Regions from separate parts of the Homo sapiens genome. Here region 1 is linked to region 2. Evidence: read pairs that join two places in POLR2A ChIA-PET (ENCODE). Cell type or tissue: A673. All regions are shown on one strand. Links, peaks and the distances in the headings refer to the core of each region. The heading gives the core; the rest is flanking DNA.

Region 1 (8,077 bases), core at 3,386-5,885, 290 kb after region 2:
CCCACCTCGACCTCCCAAAGTGCTGGGATTACAGGCGTGAGCCACCAAGCCCAGCCAGACATCATTCTGTATTTGCAACCCTTATTTGTGGACATTTATAAAACTGACATGAGTTCATGAATGCTTCCTGTGAGAAGTGTGCTTCTAAGAAAGGAGTCAGCTTTTATATGTGGAAAAGCCAAGCTGTGGTCTGTGGGAAATACATATGTGTTAGATACAACCTTGCCTAGAAACTTGCGGGTTTATTCCAGCCTAGGAATTTTCCTTCTCTTTTCCTCCCTTTTCTTCATACTTAAGAACCCATGAAACTAGTGTTCTAAATAGTACTTAAGCCAATTTCTTTGAATAATTTTTTTTTTTTACATTTTTATTTTAAAAATGAGACAGAGGCTGGGCGCGGTGGCTCACACCTGTAATCCCAGCACTTTGGGAGGCTGAGGCAGGCGCATCACTTGAGGTCAGGAGTTTGAGACCAGCCTGGCCAACATGGTGAAAACCTGTCTCTACTAAAGATACAAAAAAAAAAAAATTAGCTGGGCATGGTGGTGCATGCCTGTAATCTGAGCTACTCGGGAGGCTGAGGCAGGAGAATCGCTTGAACCCGGGACCCGGGAGGTGGAGGTTGCAGTGAGCCGATATCATGTCATTGCACCCCAGCCTGGGCGACAGGGCGAGACTCCGTCTCAAAAAAAAAAAAACAGAGAGACAGAGTCTTGGTATGTTGCCCTGTCTCCAACTCCTGGGCTCAAGTGATTCTCCTACTTCAGCCCCTGGAGTAGCTGGGACTACAGGCACACACCACCTTGCCTGGCTATTTAAGCTAATTTCTTTTGGCACTCTGTAGCCTCCCACATTCAGTTCCTCACATTTATTTTACCTATAATTTCTTCTACCAATTCTCCTGTATTTTCTCCTTTTCTTTTGCTTTCCTGTTCTCTGTGGTGTCTTCCTTTGTCTCTCTTTGCCTCCTCTTGCCTCCCCTATCTTTTTTTTCTTTTAGGTTGGGTTTCCTTTTTTTCCCTTTAGGTTTTCCCTTAGGTCTTCATGGGCGTTGCTTTGCCTCACTAACAGTTAACATAAAGACGTATTTCTGTTTCTTGTACCCATGTGCTAAAGGTACAACTGTTAGGATACCACTTCATTTCAGTTAGATCTAGTTTAGGCATACAATTGTAATCCAAGAAGACTGATCTCTTCTAGTGATTCAGATTGGTTTTATCTTTGATTTTTAGATTTCATCTGCATTTCTTGATTAATTACTCATTTTGGTTTAGTTGACAGTTGAGCAAAAAAAAAATTACTTTCTCCGGAGTAAATCATCTGTTTTATTTATGCTTTCTATGTTGTTCTATGTTGTAGTGCAGTAGCACATTAGGAGGTATCTTTGTGGAGTGAAAAGATTTTTGTGGCTGGGCGCGGTGGTGGTTCATGCCTGTAATCCCAGCACTTTGGGAGGCCGAAGGCAGGTGGTTCACCTGAGGTCAGGAGTTTGAGACCAGCCTGGCCAAAATGGTGAAACCCTGTCTCTACTAAAAATACAAAAATTAGCCGGGCGTGGTGGCGGGCGCCTGTAATCCCAGCTACTCGGGAAGCTGAGGCAGGAGAATTGCTTGAATCTGTGAGGTGGAGGTTGCGGCGAGTGGAGATCGCACCACTGCACTCCAGCCTGGGCAACAGAGTGAGACTCCGTCTCAAAAATAAAAAATAAAAAAAAAAAAGAAAGATTTTTGTTACACGGTTGGGCTCGGTGGCTCACACCTGTAATCCTAGCACTTTGGGAGGCCGAGGCAGGCGGATCACGAGGTCAAGAGATTGAGACCATCCTGGCCAACGTGGTGAAACCCTGTGTCTACTAAAATTTCAAAAATTAGCTGGGCGTGGTGGCACATGCCTGTAGTCCCAGCTCCTCAGGAGGCTGAGGCAGAAGAATCCCTTGAACCCAGGAGGCAGAGGTTGCAATGAGCCGAAATCGCGCCACTGCACTCTAGCCTGGCGAGAGAGTGAGACTCCATCTCAAAAAAAATAAAAAAATAAAAAAAAAGAAAAGAAAAGATTTTTGTTTTAGGAAGCTCATATTTTAAGAAACTAAAATATATTCTCATGGTTGAGGACATAAGACATTGTTATAGAAACTAGGTCAACTTCTCAATACCTTTATCAAAGCACCTGCAGTTCCCATTTCATTGCAAGTGAAGTAAATCTCATTGAAATAAAGTAGCTGGTGTATATTCAGTACACTTTTAAAATAGCCTATTTTAAAAGAGAAATTGGTGCCAATCTGATTTATTTCCTGCTTTGTTGGAATGGGGGAAGTTCTGTAACCTCATTGCTGTTCTGCTCTCTATTGACTACTTTGTTAACTGGGGCACAGTTGGCCTCTTGGATGTCTACCGTGCTGAAGGTCAGCCAAATAGGCAGGTAAGACTACCTAGGCCTCTTCATAGGCCTAACTAAGATCACAGTTGGAAAAAAAAAAGTATAGAAAAAGAAAAGAAAGTTGTTTTTTTTTTCTAAAATTTAACTTTTTGTATTCATTGAAGAAGGAAGTAAAACATCTCCATTCAAAAGAAATTTGAGAGTCTGTTTATGCCATACACTGAAGTACAACAATAAACAAAATAGACCTACTGTTTGTTCTCAAAGAGCTTACATTCTAGTTGTGAGAGACAAATAATAAGCGAGTAAATATGTAGTATGTCAGAGTGTGGTAATATTATTGAGAAAAAAGTAAAGTAGAATGAGTAGTATGGAGGAAAGAACGTCTCAGGGTGGGGGTGAGGTTATTTTATATAGAGTGGTCAGGGAGGGTCTCATGTGTAAGGTATGTTTGAGAGAGACCAAGAGAAATGGAGGATGGAGTCATGTAGATATGAGGAGTAGGAAGTGCAAAGGCCCTGAGGCTGGTTATTGCCAATGAACAAAAGAGATTGAGGGGAGGGAAGGAGAAGTAAGAGACCTGTCCAGAGAGGACCAATGGGAATGTATTTTGGGGGAAGGGGAATAATGTAGGGTCTTGTTGTATACTATATTGTACAAAGAAAAATTATCTCCACTTCAAACCCCAGAGACAACGGCTGTTACCGAATTTTTGTGTCTTTCTTGTAACTTGAGGTAGCACCTGACCCAACCTCCATATTTCTCCCATTGTGGAATCTCCATGAAAGTATAGTTAGCAGATAATTTGCATAGTAGCAGATTTTGCATAGGTTGATTACCTTTGTCTTAGAGAATGATAATAAGGCAGCTACTTAGAATAAGCTGATATGTTTTTGGGAAGTGGGATCAAAATTTTTCTTTTTCTTTTTTTTTTTTCTTTTTTGATACAAGGTCTGTCTCGGCAGTGTTAACAATCTCAGCTCAGTGCAGCCTCCGCCTCCCACGCTCAAGCCATCCTCCCACCTCAGCCTCCTGAGTAGCTGGGACTATAGGCATGCACTACTACACCCAGCTAATTTTTGTATTTTTTTTTTTTTTTTGTAGAGACAGGGTTTTTCCCTGTTGCCCAGGCTGGTCTCAAACTTCTGAGCTCAAGTGATCTGCCTGCCTCGCCCTCCCAAAGTGCTGGGATTACAGGTGTGAGCTACTGTGCCCAGCCCCCAAATTTTTCTTTCCAAGAGAAATACTGTATATTTCTCCATCTTCTTATCTAACTAGTCAGTTTTCTATAAGCAGGAGTGACAGCCTAGACCTGTACAGTTTCCTTTTGAGGACAAAATTTATTGGTTTGGTTTATGTGCTTTTGACCAAATAGGCTTGCCCCACTTGTCTGCTGCTTCTCCTTTTGCTCATTTGACCAAAAAGCTCCTGTTTCCCCATGCCCTGATTGTTGAGAATTCATGGCTTTGAGGACCCCTTTATAGGTCACCATATCCGTATTTCTGTCTTGCACATTGGGAGAGATGATTATCCCTGAAACTAACTTTCCTTATGTTTGTTTAGGCATTAGAGGTTATTAAAGCACATCCTGAGCCACTTTACCTAGTTGACTTTGGAGTTGAGGAAGAAGCACCAACTATTTAGTGATTTGATGTTCCATGCATATACGAAAGTAAAAGGATATTTGATTGAATACCTATGTCTTGAATCACACACTGTTACTTTCCCTCTTAAGATTTCTGGTTTAGCTGGTCTGTCCCTCAGTGAGAGTCTCTGTCTCGTTCTCTCTCTCTCTCTCTGTCTCGCTCTGTCTCCTCTCTCTCTCTCCCTCTCCCTCTTTCTCTCTCTTTCTCTCACCCGTCTCCTCCTCTCTCTTTGGAGTTTTTAGCCCTGGCTCTTAACCTGGTTACCCTCTGTTCTTTCCTTTAATTATGCTTATCTGGTTGTCATCTGGTTACTTAATATTAGGGATGCCCTCAACCAAGAAACTTTTTTTCTTCCCATCTCCTCCTTTGTTCAGGTAACTGTATCGTCTTGCATGGGAAATAATCCAGGCAATCAGAGATTACCCAAAATTTTGAAATTGTTTTAAACAACTGGTTTATATGTATTACTTCATCATATATAGATGGTGTGAGATGTTTGTGGTTGTCTTGAGAGTTTTTTGAGATAGAGCTTTGCTCTGTCATCCAGGCTGGAGTGCAGTGACATGATCATAATTTATTGCAGCCTTGACTTCCCAGGCTCAAATGATCCTCCCATCTCAGCCTCCATCACATCTGGCTACTTTTTGTGTTTTTTGTAGAGACATGGTCTCTATATGTTGCCCAGGCTGGTCTCGAACTCCTGGGCTCAAGTGATCCTCCTCCTTTGGCCTCCCAAAGTGCAGTAATTACAGGCATGAGTCACTGTGGCCAGCCTGAGAGTACCTGAGATTATGTTTTTTTTTTTTTTTGAGACGGAGTTTAAGCTCTTGTTGCCCAGGCTGGAGTGCAATGGCACGACCTCGGCTCACTGCAACCTCCACCTCCTGGGTTCAAGTGATTCTCCTGTCTCAGCCTCCTGAGTAGCTGGGATTATGGGTGCATGCCACCACGCCTGGCTATGTCTTTTTTTTTTTTTTTAAATTAAAAAATTTTTTTGGCTGGGTGCAGTGGCTTACATCTGTAATCCCAGCACTTTGGGAAGCTGAGGTGGGCGGATCGCTTGAGGTCAGGAGTTAGAGACCAGCCTGGCCAACATAGCAAAACCTCATCTCTACTAAAAAAAAAATATAAAAATTAGCCGGGCGTGGTGGTGGGTACTTGTAGTTCCATATACTCAGGAGGCCGAGGCAGGAGAATGGCTTGAACCCTGGAGGCGGAGGTTGCATTGAGATTGCACTATTGCATTCCAGCCTGGGCAACAGAGTGAGACTCCGTCTCAAAAAACAAAACAATTTTATTTTTGGTTTTGTTTTAAATGTACCTTTATTGTTTGACTTTGGGATCTGGGAGAGAGTATGTCTTTTAATGCCATTCTTCTTTCTTGAGTCTTCGGTGACACATGTTTACTTGTGGGAATATTTCACTTTTTAGTTCTTTTAAAGACCTTTTGCTATTCGCTTGCTCTTACTCAAACCAGAAGTTAAAGTGGCTTGCATAAGTGTCAGAGGTAACCACTTGGATCCAGAGTTTCTGGTTCTCTCTCTGTTGTCAAGTGGTTTAGAATTATCTAGGGTCTTTAATGGTAGATTTAAGACTTTGGAGTTCTTTTGGGATAGAATATGCAACCAGGTTTTGAAAATTTGGCATAGCTCTTTGTTCCTTGAAGGCCATCTAAGATGTTTTAAACATAATTGTGTTCTCCAATCTGCAGTGTACAGAGGGATATCCTACAATGTAGCAACTCGGGATTCCAGAGAAGATGGTGCTGGCAAGTGAGACAGTTCTTCCTTCTAGGTTCTAAGTCTGCAGTACAGGAGTTAGGACTGTGCCATTCCAGCCATCCTTATATTTAGATTCATGCTTTCAAAGAGCCTCTAATCTAGACTGAATAATGATCTGAGCTGTCTGGTGAGCAGTAAAACTGGCCCAAATAATGTATTTTATAACCAGTGCCCTTTTAGCAAGAAAGTCAGTGGGTTGTTAGGGATAGGCCACTACAGTGGTTCACAACAGGCCATAAGAGTCTATGAGGGTTTATTTATTTATTTATTTATTTATTTATTTATTTATTTTGAGATGGAGTCTTACTCTGTTGCCTAGGCTGGAGTGCAGTGGCGTGATCTTGGCTCGCTGCAACCTCCGCCTCCCAGGTTCAAGTGATTCTCGTGCCTTAGCCTCCTGAGTAGCTGGGATTAAGGCATGCGCCACCATACCTGCTTAATTTTTGTATTTTTAGTAGAGGTGGGGTTTTGCCATGTTGGCCAGGCTGGTCTCAAACTCCTGACCTCAGGTGATCTGCCTGCCTCAGCCTCCCAAAGTGCTGGGATTACAGGTGTGAGCCACCATGCCCAGCCTATGAGGGTTTTTTTTTTTTTTTAAGACATGAATTCCCAGACTTCCCTGTAGAAACTGATGTAGAGGGGGGATTTAATTTTTTCAAAAAGCTCCCTAGGTGATTCTGATCATTCACGTTTGAGGATCACAAAACCTGAATATTTGAATTAAGCTTACATGTATATGTTATTTCTCAGGTGGATGGTTATTTAGTTAAGGTGAGAAGTAGAGCCAGGCACGGTGGCCTGTGCCTTTGGTCTCAGCTACTTAGGAAGCTAAGGAGAGACTTGAGCCCAGGAGTTTGACACCAGCTTTGGCAATATAGGGAGACCCCGTCTCGAAAAAAAAAAAAAACAACACACACACACACACACACAAAACAAGAGAAGTACAGAAGATGGTTTATTGTAGTAGACATGACGAGAAGGTCGTTAATTTGAAGTGAAGTGATTTACCTCTGTGTCCTGTATTGTTTTGGAATTAAAGATGTTACCTCTTGATTTGGGGGTTATGCCAACACTTAGCATGGTATGGAGGACTCGCCTATTGGGAGGAAGGGAAAACTTTAGACTGTATCTGTGGTTTTAAATTGTGGAACAAATTCAGGAGAGGATGTTAGCATTGAAATTTAGCTGGACAATTTGTTTAAAACTGGACAGGAAGGGCCAATGTTACTTCCTGTCTGAAAAGGAAGCGCTGGCTTCCTTCCCTTCCTCCTTGGTTAACTCTGGCCAACTTGGAATATGGGTGGGGGAGGGGCTGGTTATGTTAGTAATCGTGTTACCACTAATGTTCGTGTATAGCCGCTTAAGGTTTACTCTTTTCCTTACTTGAAACATGTAGATGGGTGCTGTGTGTGCTCCTGTTTCCTTGTTCTTATATGGGAGCCCTGTACTAGGTTTGAGTTTAGTCTGGGAAGCCTAATCTCTCAGACGTTACTTTTACATTCAACCTTATATACACCTCCCTTGTATTTTCTGACATTTGAAAATACACCAAAGAGTTGGAGGGAAGAAACTGAAACTCATTTGACACGGAGCGGGGTAAGTTGTGGAAAGGAGAACATAATTGGGCAGAGGGGAGTGGATGACAGAGGTTTCTTATTTTTGAATTGAGCCAAGAAAGCATTCCTTCTAAGTGGGGCCAGTTGGCACTGTTACTGCTATTTTAGTTCAGGCTTCTCCTTCCTACTGACCAGTCAATTGTATTAAGTGTTTGATGTGAGTTTGAACTGAGGTCTCAGGAGGGGAGGGAGCGAGGGAGGGTGGTGGTGGAAACAGCTGGTGCCTTCATCAAGCTATCTCAATTACTCTTCAGAGTGTTTGGGGGTGGGGGTTGGTGGCACAGGAATTAGATGTGTGTTAGCAGAGTCTCAGCAACTCTTATGTAGTGGGTTTGAATTCTCAGGCACTCTTAATGCTATGTGGGATGTTGGCTAGTTGGAATGTAGCTAAACCTTTCCCAGTCACATTCTTCTGCCTCGCCTCCCTGTAATTCTTTCAGCATTGGGCCTGCTTTGGAGAAAGAGGGGTGTGGGAAGTTAGACAGCAAAACAGATTCATCCTTCCTACCCATTGAGTATTCAGCTTAGGTCTTGGGCCCTCCAGAGGCTTTCTTCATATCCATTCATTATTCCTTTAGTTGGGCTTTCTAAATATGTCTGCAAAGAGTCTGAGATACAATTAGAACTGGGACCTCTGGTGAAGTTAAGTTGAATTGTA
Region 2 (8,077 bases), core at 1,956-4,455:
GTGTGGTGGCTCAGCCCTGCCCTCCCCAGTTCTGGCCATTAACTCTTCCCCATCCCAAGGCTGGGGTGGGGCCCCCCAGGCAGCCGCTGACCCGCACTCCTAAGGGCCCACAGCGGACACCAGAGGGGCTTTTGTCTGCAGAGCGTCTTCCACCAGCAGAGCCTTTGGAAGCTCCCCCAGGGAGCCCCACCCAGGACCCTTTGGGGGATGCCTCAGTCAGGGCCAGGCTGACCCTGACCCCTGCTTACCCTAGTCCCCTCAACCTCCTGACACTGGAGGAATACTTTTCTCCTAAGTCTACCCTGGACACTTTTTAGGGCACCTGGAGAGAACTTTCCTCTCCACTGTGGCCCCTGCGTGGTGAAGATCAAAAGAAGTTGTTTGGGAAAAAAAATTTATTAAAAAATTCTATTATTTTATCTACTGTAAGATTTGTTGACTTGGGACCCCGAAAGCGGGATGAGGTCTCAGAATGTAAGGATTGCAGGGCCAGGAGGGTTGGAGAAGGGGAGCCGTCCCCCGCCATCAAAGAGCTTCCTGGTGGCTGGAGGTGGTGTGCGCTCCCCCGCCATGAGGAGGAGCTGAAGCCCTGCATTCTAGGTGAGGCGCAGTGTGGCAGCCAAGAGTGGGTGCTGGTGGCACCTCTTCTCTTCATTTGTCCAGGGGAAGAGCTGCAGCCAACCCTGAGTGGTCTGGCGCCTGAGGAACTAAGCCTGGGGAAGACCTGCTGTCTGGTTAACAGCCCTCTTCCAGACCCTGTTCCTTCAGGAAACAAGAGCAGTTCTCCTGCAAGGAGGAGTCACATACACACTCCTGGTCACAGACAGCCCCAACATGGCTTTGGGTAAATGTGAACAAGGCACTGCTCCCTCAGGGAAACACAGCCCCATGCCAGAGCAAACACCTTAGCAAACAGAGACCAAGGCTGGGTTTCCGCGTACACTTGCCTCCTTGGCTAAGTGCCCTTGTGCAGTGCACAGCGTACACACCTGCACACAGCAACCCTGTGGGTATGTGGTCTCTCTCTCAGCTCCTGTGAGGTAGAAGCCATCAGGGATGAACCAGGTCAGAGAAGCAGGTTTCCAAACAGGCTAGAAGAGGGACCGAGGAACTCGGGTGATCAGAGGGACAGGAATCCCAAATTGGGATGCATTACTGGCTTGAGGTACAATCAGAACCTTCATCTTTCTGGTGTGTGGAAGAGAGGCTGGGGACTGGGAAGAGCTCAGGCTAAGAAGGACTTGGGTTGGGATTTAGGGGTGAGTCTCATCAGACTGAGCACTTGGAGAGAAGTTTGGTAGTTTGAATTTGGAGCTAAGAATCTAGCTTGGGCAGGGTGTGGTCGCTTGCACCTGTAATCCCAGCTAATTGGGAGGCTGACGTGGGAGGATCACTTGAGGCCAAGAATTTGAGACTAGCCTGGACAACATATCGAGACTGAGTCTCTTAAAAATGTTTTTTTAAGAATCTAGTTTGGAGTGGGGTGTGATGTCTCAACGTCTGTAATCCCAGCACTCTGGGAGGCTGAGGTGGACAGATCACTTGAGGTCAGGAGTTCAAGACCAGCCTGGCCAACATGGCAGAAACCCCGTCTCTACTAAAAATTCAAAAAAATTAGCCAGGCGTGACGGCGGGTGCCTATAGTCCCAGGTACTCAGGAGGCTGAGGCACAAGAATCACTCCAGCCTGGGTGACAGAGACTCTGTCTAAAAAAAAAAAAAAAAAAAAAAAAAAAAATCTAGCTTGGGAGGTGGGAATAGAAAGATAGAGGGGGCCTAGATGCTAGGGCTTGAGGAAGCAGGCTGAGGTTCTGTGATTCTGGCTAGGGAGGTCAAATGATCTTGAGAAGAAGAGAAGAAAGGAGAAGAAATCAGCATCTAAGCCTGAGGCAGGTAGACTCCGGTTAAGGGTGTGGGGTGGGCTGGGGGAGAGTGAGAGCAGCTGGTCAGAAACCCAGGGAGCTCGGAGTCTGGGGTCTTGCAGGGGCTTGTGTCAGGCTGGCTGTGAGGAGGTTAATGGGTTGGATTGGAGGGACAGCCAGACAAGAGCTCTGGTGGAGGAGGGGCTGCTGGGGCCTGGGCAGGGGGAGGGGAGCTGCTGGTAAATTAGAGGCAGGCTGTCCAGGTCATAGAATTATCATTGTGAAATATTCATGGGCCATCGGTCCAGATGCTATTTCAGAACAGTGAAAGCAAGAGGAGTGTGTGAGCCTCAGGAAGAAGCCTGAAGCAAAGCCACTCTCCACCAACCCCCACCCCTCCCACCACCAGCCCAGACAGACCCACGGACGCCCATCACGTGCACACCCACACTCCCGAGCTCTCACACACACTCGCACCAAGCAGAGCCATGTAGCACGTGCAAGCACACCAACCACCCACGGGTCCCACAAACAGGCAGGTGTCCCCTAAATTCTGACATGCACACTGACATGCACACCCACTCAATCAGGACCCAGCAGAGATCACCTCCAGCGATCTCACATGCGCAGACCCCCAAACTCTCCAAACAACCCAGATTCACCACCTTGACCCACACACCCTGAGATAGGAGGGATGTTCAAGGCCATCCAGCCCAACCCCCACCAATGCTCTGATGGGGAAACTGAGGCCATAGAAAGGAAGGGATTTGTCTGAGATTCCTCTATCCCCTGAAAAAAGCAAAATTCATTCACCTCCCACATTCTGAGTGTACCCCCATTCTGCATTTTCGTCTGCCAGACACCCAGCCTAGTTGTAATTAACTCCTCCCTTTCTCTAATTTCCTGCATCTATTCAGTTACCCAGTCCCCCACCCAGCCACAGTCTATCCCTTCCTTCCCATTCTCCCCACCACCTCCCTGCTCCAGCTACTCATTACCTCATGCCTGGAATATAAAAGAAAACTGCGATAACCTCCTCGCTGGTTTCCTACATGGAATCTCTCCCTCCCTCCCACCCAGCCATACCGTGGTGACCAGATTCATCTGATCAAAATTTGCATATGTTATGATGTCACTCAGGAGCCTGTAATGGCTTCCTAATGCCTATAGGGTAAAGGTAAAACACCTTAGCAGAGCATCAAAGATCCCTCAGAGTCTGGTACCAACTGCTTTTCTAGCCTTTTCTCTCACAATCTCATCCCAAACCTTCACTCCAGCTAGAACGTTTGTATCATACTGGCCACCAGTTATCATGTATGTGAAACCCACCAACCGACTTTGAGTGCCCCCCTAAAATTTCTCAGTCTCTCCTGAAGTAGGAAACCTCTTCCCCCTCCTCAGATCTCAGACTCCAGAGCCCTTTCCCAAGGCCAAGACTGCACCTCTCTGACCATATACAGGGGTTCTTCAAAGCAGCAGACAGAGGCTCAGGCTCTGGCTCCCTCCAAGCAGACGGCTGCCCCCGACTGGCCACCTTGGGAAGCACAGCCAGGCTTCAGTCGTCTAGAACAGAGAATGAGCATCTAACCGCCTGGGGAGAGGACTAGGACACCAGATGATAAGGTTTATAAGCCCTTAAGCCTCTAAGGTTCTTACACCCAGAGTAGGGGGGGGACGGTTCTCAGCCCTGTTTCCCTAGCTGCGGGCTCCCAATTTTCGATCCCTAATCCGAGAGGAACTCCTCTCCAATGAAATACAGACTTGGGACTCTCAGGACACTGTGGAAGGGAAATTTCCCAACAGACTCTGAGAGTCCAGGAGGCCAGGGATAGACCAGGTGGCAGGCCCAAGGTCCAGCTGGGGTCAGGTTTCTATATGAATTTTTAATGCTTCCAGATAGACTTGTCAGATGTTCTGAAAACTGAGCATCTCCTTTCACCTCTGTACATGATGCCCTTCTCCAACCCCATTGCCCCTGCAGGAGGGCAGGCCTGGGACAGATATTCAGTGGCCTCTGGAGAAACGGTTTTGGGACAGTAGAAGGGTAAATGACCTAGTTATGTTCCCACTAGTAAGCTGTGTGACCTTGGGCAAGTTACTTAACCTCTCTGAACATTAGAGTTCTGTGGGTTTGTTTTTGTTTTGTAAGCTGGGGACAATAGTGCCAGCCTAAATCAATTTGTTGTGGGGACTCAGTGCAATAGCCCATGGCAAAGTGACCTACATGCTTGCTGTTATTATTCTCTTTCCTCAAGTTCTGCCTCCCTCTTCCAGCTTTTCTTCCAACCCCAAAGATGTCTCTGGCTATTGCTTCGAAGGTAGGAACTTTGGTTGGTTCTCCCCTTTCTCTTCAGGCCCAAACTCCCCACCTCAAGATCCTTTGGCCTTTGTAGAAACTTCAGGTGAGGAGGTGGCAGAGAAATAAGAAAGTGTGCAAGGCTGGTGGAGTGAGAGAGGAGGATAGATGGCGAAGCCCTAGCAGAGGGGAGGGAAGTGGGCAGTGGAGAGAGGAAGGGAAGACCCTGCTCAGAGAGAGAAGAGCCAGGCACAGACTCATTCCTTCATCCCTCCCTCCCTCCCTCCCTCCCTCCCTCCCTCCCTCCCTCCCTCCCTCCCTTCCTTCCTTCCTTCCTTCCTTCCTTCCTTCCTTCCTTCCCTCCATCTTCTCCACGCCTGGTATCATCATACAGAAGCAGAGAGGACTGCACTTGGTGAAAGTTTCAATTCTCCTGTGTGGAGAGGTGAGCACTGAGGAAGGGGTGGGGGCTGTCAAAGGAGACTTACCCAATCTTTCCAGCCCACCAATCCCTTGCCCAGTGTTTCTATAAAATAAGGGCCTTTTGCATCTGATTTAAGTAGGAAGCTGATTCCTGAGCCCCTCAGATCTGCTGAATCAGATAGCTAAGGGGGCCCTGGAATCTGCATTTTAGCAAGCGGAGGTGGGTTATGAAGCACTCCAAAGTTTGAGACACGCCTCAAAGGTGGAGTGGTTCTGTGGGGGGCAGAAAGGAAAATGCAAAGGGGGAAGGGGTCACACTTGGGGAAGGTTTCAGACAATACCGAGTGGAAAGGGTGATGCCAGGTGTGGGGAGTAACAGATAGAGGAGGCAAAGTGAGTGGAGACCAAGCCAGACCGGGGAGGAGGGGGCCACAGCCAAGGTGAGACAGGTCAGCAGCCAGAAACCGAAGCAGACACTTGCAGGGTGCACCCCGCCCTCTCTTCGTGGCAATCTGAGACCGAGGACGTGGAGACCCTGGAGAGCCCCCAACCTTGTTTCTGGGGGGTGGGTCAGAGAGGAAGCCTCTCATCCCCGGGCACCAGCGGCCTTCCCGGGAGGCTCAACACGCAGATACCTGGATAGGCGTCCATCACTCCCCCGGCCAGAGCCCACCAACGCTCCTCGAGGTCCGACCTTGTCCCTCCTTCTACCCCACAGTCCCCAGTCCTAGCTCATCTGCATAAAGCTCCAATTAACATGTTTTTCCTTTGCTATTTGCGATCCCAGAACTCGTTCCCCACCCCGAGCCCGTTTCCCGCCGCCTCCTCGCCCCTGGGAGGGCGGCCCCATTAACCCTCGCGACCCGGGCCGCTCCTGGCGGTCCTGACCCCGCCACCCCGTCCCGCGGCGGGGGTTTGGGGGTGAGGGGCGCGCCCTGGGGCAGAGGATTGCGCGGCAGGGTCTGCCACAGGGCAGAGGCCAGGGCTCTCCGGGAAAAAGGCAGGCGCATATATGCCCCCCTTTCTGGGAAAAGACGGGGAGGGGGGCTTCTCCTGGGAGACTCCAGGCTTCGAAATTCCTCGTTCCCTATCCTCCGGCCCCCGCACCCCTCCTCCTCCCCGCCACGCACCCTCTCCCCTCCCCAGCCATCTGTTCCACTCCGCAGCGCCGCGACAAACACGGCTCCAGCTCGCTTCCGCCCCTGCCCAGCCCCCTCCCCAAGCCCCGGGGAGTGGGGGAGTGAGCAGACGCCCTTCTCCTAGGAGGCCGGAATTTCTGCCTCCATCTCCCACCGGGGTCCGGCTGGCCAGAGGCAAGCTTCGAGACCCCCCACCAACCACCACCACCGTTGCGAGGGCCGGTGAGGCTGCAGATAACGCTTGCAAGGACGGGAGTCGGGGAGGGTGTAGGGCGAGTTTAAAGGACGGGCAGAGCAAGCCCCGGGAAGAGGCAGGGGTTTTCCCTCCCGGGTCGCCGCCCCCCGCACCCTCGGAGCCAGCCGCAGCCACGCAGCGCCGCCTGCCGGGCACACCAAGGACCTGGCGCGCACGTGGCGCTTACCCCCACCCCCGGGTCCGCTCCTGGCTCGCGCTCAGCCTCCCCAGACTATTCGCAAATTGAGGATCCCGGACACAGAGTGCAGAGACCCCGGCAAGCCTACTGAAAGCCAGCCGAACCCGCTGGTGGGTGCTAGCCAATTCTGATTTTGTACTTTACAAAAACAAAAAAAGTCAGTGTTGGAAGTCGGGAGTCTGGGCTCAGAGCAGCAGGGATCTGCGATGTGACTTTGCCAAGTCTCCAGACCCCTGAGGACAGGTTTTCCTATCTGAAAACGGAGGGGACAGTCTCTCTTATTAACTTCTCAAGAGAAACAAAGACAAAGGGAGGGAAAATGGCTTAGCTGGAATGCTGTCTTACAGAGCCAACCTTTGGAGGTGGGGGAGATGGCCAAGGCCTCTGAGGTCACTCTTGGCCCCAGGAGCAGCTGAGAACCGGAAAGAAGCTTGGGACCTCCTTTCTGCAGAGCTATCCTTTCCACAGACTGCCGAGGTTCCAAATTGAGCTCCACCACCTAACACTGTGTGCCCTTGGGTGTGTGCCTTAACCTCTCTGGGCTTGTTTCCTACAGCGACAAGAAAGAATGACAACACCAACCTCTTAGGCTATAGTTTGGATAAAATGAGATAGCTGTGTAGAACAGACAGATCCTAAACCAATGTTAGTTTTCCCTTCATTTGGGGACTTGCTCTAACCTCCAGGGCTTATGTCCCAGAGGCACAAGCAGGTGCAGGGCTGGATAAATAAGGTATGTCTTTCTGCAGGATCTCTTGTCCTCACTGATGGTGTCTTCTCTTGATATAGATAATTTTAAAGCTTCACGTTATTTATTTATTTACTTTAAAGCCTCACTTTAATGTTAAAGGTAAATGTAAATATAGTATAACAAGGAAGCTCAAAATTTGCATAAAGTTTTAAGATAAAATAGGAGACTCCAAAAAAGTGTTACTTTCGGCAGGCCCTAGGGATGCTATGGTGGGAAGTTTGAGTCATACCTTAGCATTCTTTCTAAAGCATTCTGTCCTAATCCTCTGTATGGAGAAAAGCCAGCTTCCTGGATGTACCCCAAATCCTGGGAAGTAGGGGGCAGGAGCTGGACTCCCTCCAAGCACTAAGGGCAGGGCATGGTTGGGAACAGGGAGGTGAGCCAGACAGCCAGAGGCGAACGGGCTGGCATGCCAAGCGTCCTAGTTAATGCCCAGCTGAGCCTGGGTGAAGAAGGATGGGGGTGTGGGAAGACACCCCCCACCAACCGCCAAAGACAGGCGCACACCAGCCAGTCTCTCACTTCCCTTTTTATTTCCTCTAAGACTTGCAAGCAGCAGCACCAGAGAGGGAACCTGCCCTCCTGGCCCTGGAAGGGGCCGACCCCCAACCCCTAACCCAGGACACAGCTGGCACCTCAGGCCCCTTTCCTTCTGAAAGGAGGGCTGTGTCTCTCTCACATTCACACATACACAGACACATGCATGTGTGCACACTCATGGCACATGGGACCTCAGGGGTAGCCTGTTTGCCGATCCCCCCAAGAGGTACCAGGAGGCAGACCGCTAGAAGGAGATAAGAGGCACCCTGGTCTCCTCCAACCCAAGGAGGAAGAAGGCTCAACCCCTCTAGGATAGGGACTGTCTTCAGTCAATGGAGCGTTGACTTAGGGGGCGTTTTTGAAGGTTTTTTTTCCTCCTTTTTGCAGTCTTTACAAAAATAGAACTTCTCTTGGTATTTATAAATCTACGGCCATGGCTCTATGTGCATGTTACAGGTAGAAAAGCCATATGGGGCACTCCTTTTGGTTGCTCAGGCCTTGATTGCCTGTCATCCAGGTCCCTTGGTCTGAGAAGTCTATGCGGTCACCTCAGAGCCGCTAAGCACCTTCAGTGGGCCCATCCCATTGGCGGCGTACTCCTGCTGGAGCCGGGCACGGTAATAGAAGAGGTAG

The links. ChIA-PET counts read pairs that join two places held together with the same protein. Peaks named below come from ENCODE experiments on the same cell type or tissue, not always from the same donor. Only the 100,000 strongest peaks of a DNase experiment are listed, where the experiment ranks them.
Region 1: POLR2A ChIA-PET joins it to region 2 with 8 read pairs; 5 of 35 experiments call an interaction of 5 or more read pairs at or near these places.

What each region holds. Positions count from the first base shown.
Region 1 is chr11:57,768,637-57,776,713 of GRCh38, forward strand. All of the region lies in intron 1 of CTNND1 (catenin delta 1), which reads left to right. The region is part of intron 2 of TMX2-CTNND1 (TMX2-CTNND1 readthrough (NMD candidate)); the gene reads left to right. Among named protein-coding and RNA genes, the nearest start is that of CTNND1, 11 kb to the left of the region's middle. In A673, for the core only: no CTCF peak of the experiment used is centred there; no DNase peak of the experiment used is centred there; H3K27ac peaks cover 518 bases.
Region 2 is chr11:57,477,116-57,485,192 of GRCh38, forward strand. RTN4RL2 (reticulon 4 receptor like 2) reads left to right here. Exons shown (of 3, transcript NM_178570.3): 3 at 1-419. SLC43A1 (solute carrier family 43 member 1) reads right to left here. Exons shown (of 15, transcript NM_003627.6): 15 at 7,419-8,077. The coding sequence ends at 7,981. Among named protein-coding and RNA genes, the nearest start is that of RTN4RL2, 21 kb to the left of the region's middle. RefSeq lists a silencer at 5,900-6,229. In A673, for the core only: a CTCF peak has its summit at 3,388 (motif pointing left); a DNase peak (open chromatin) is centred at 3,416.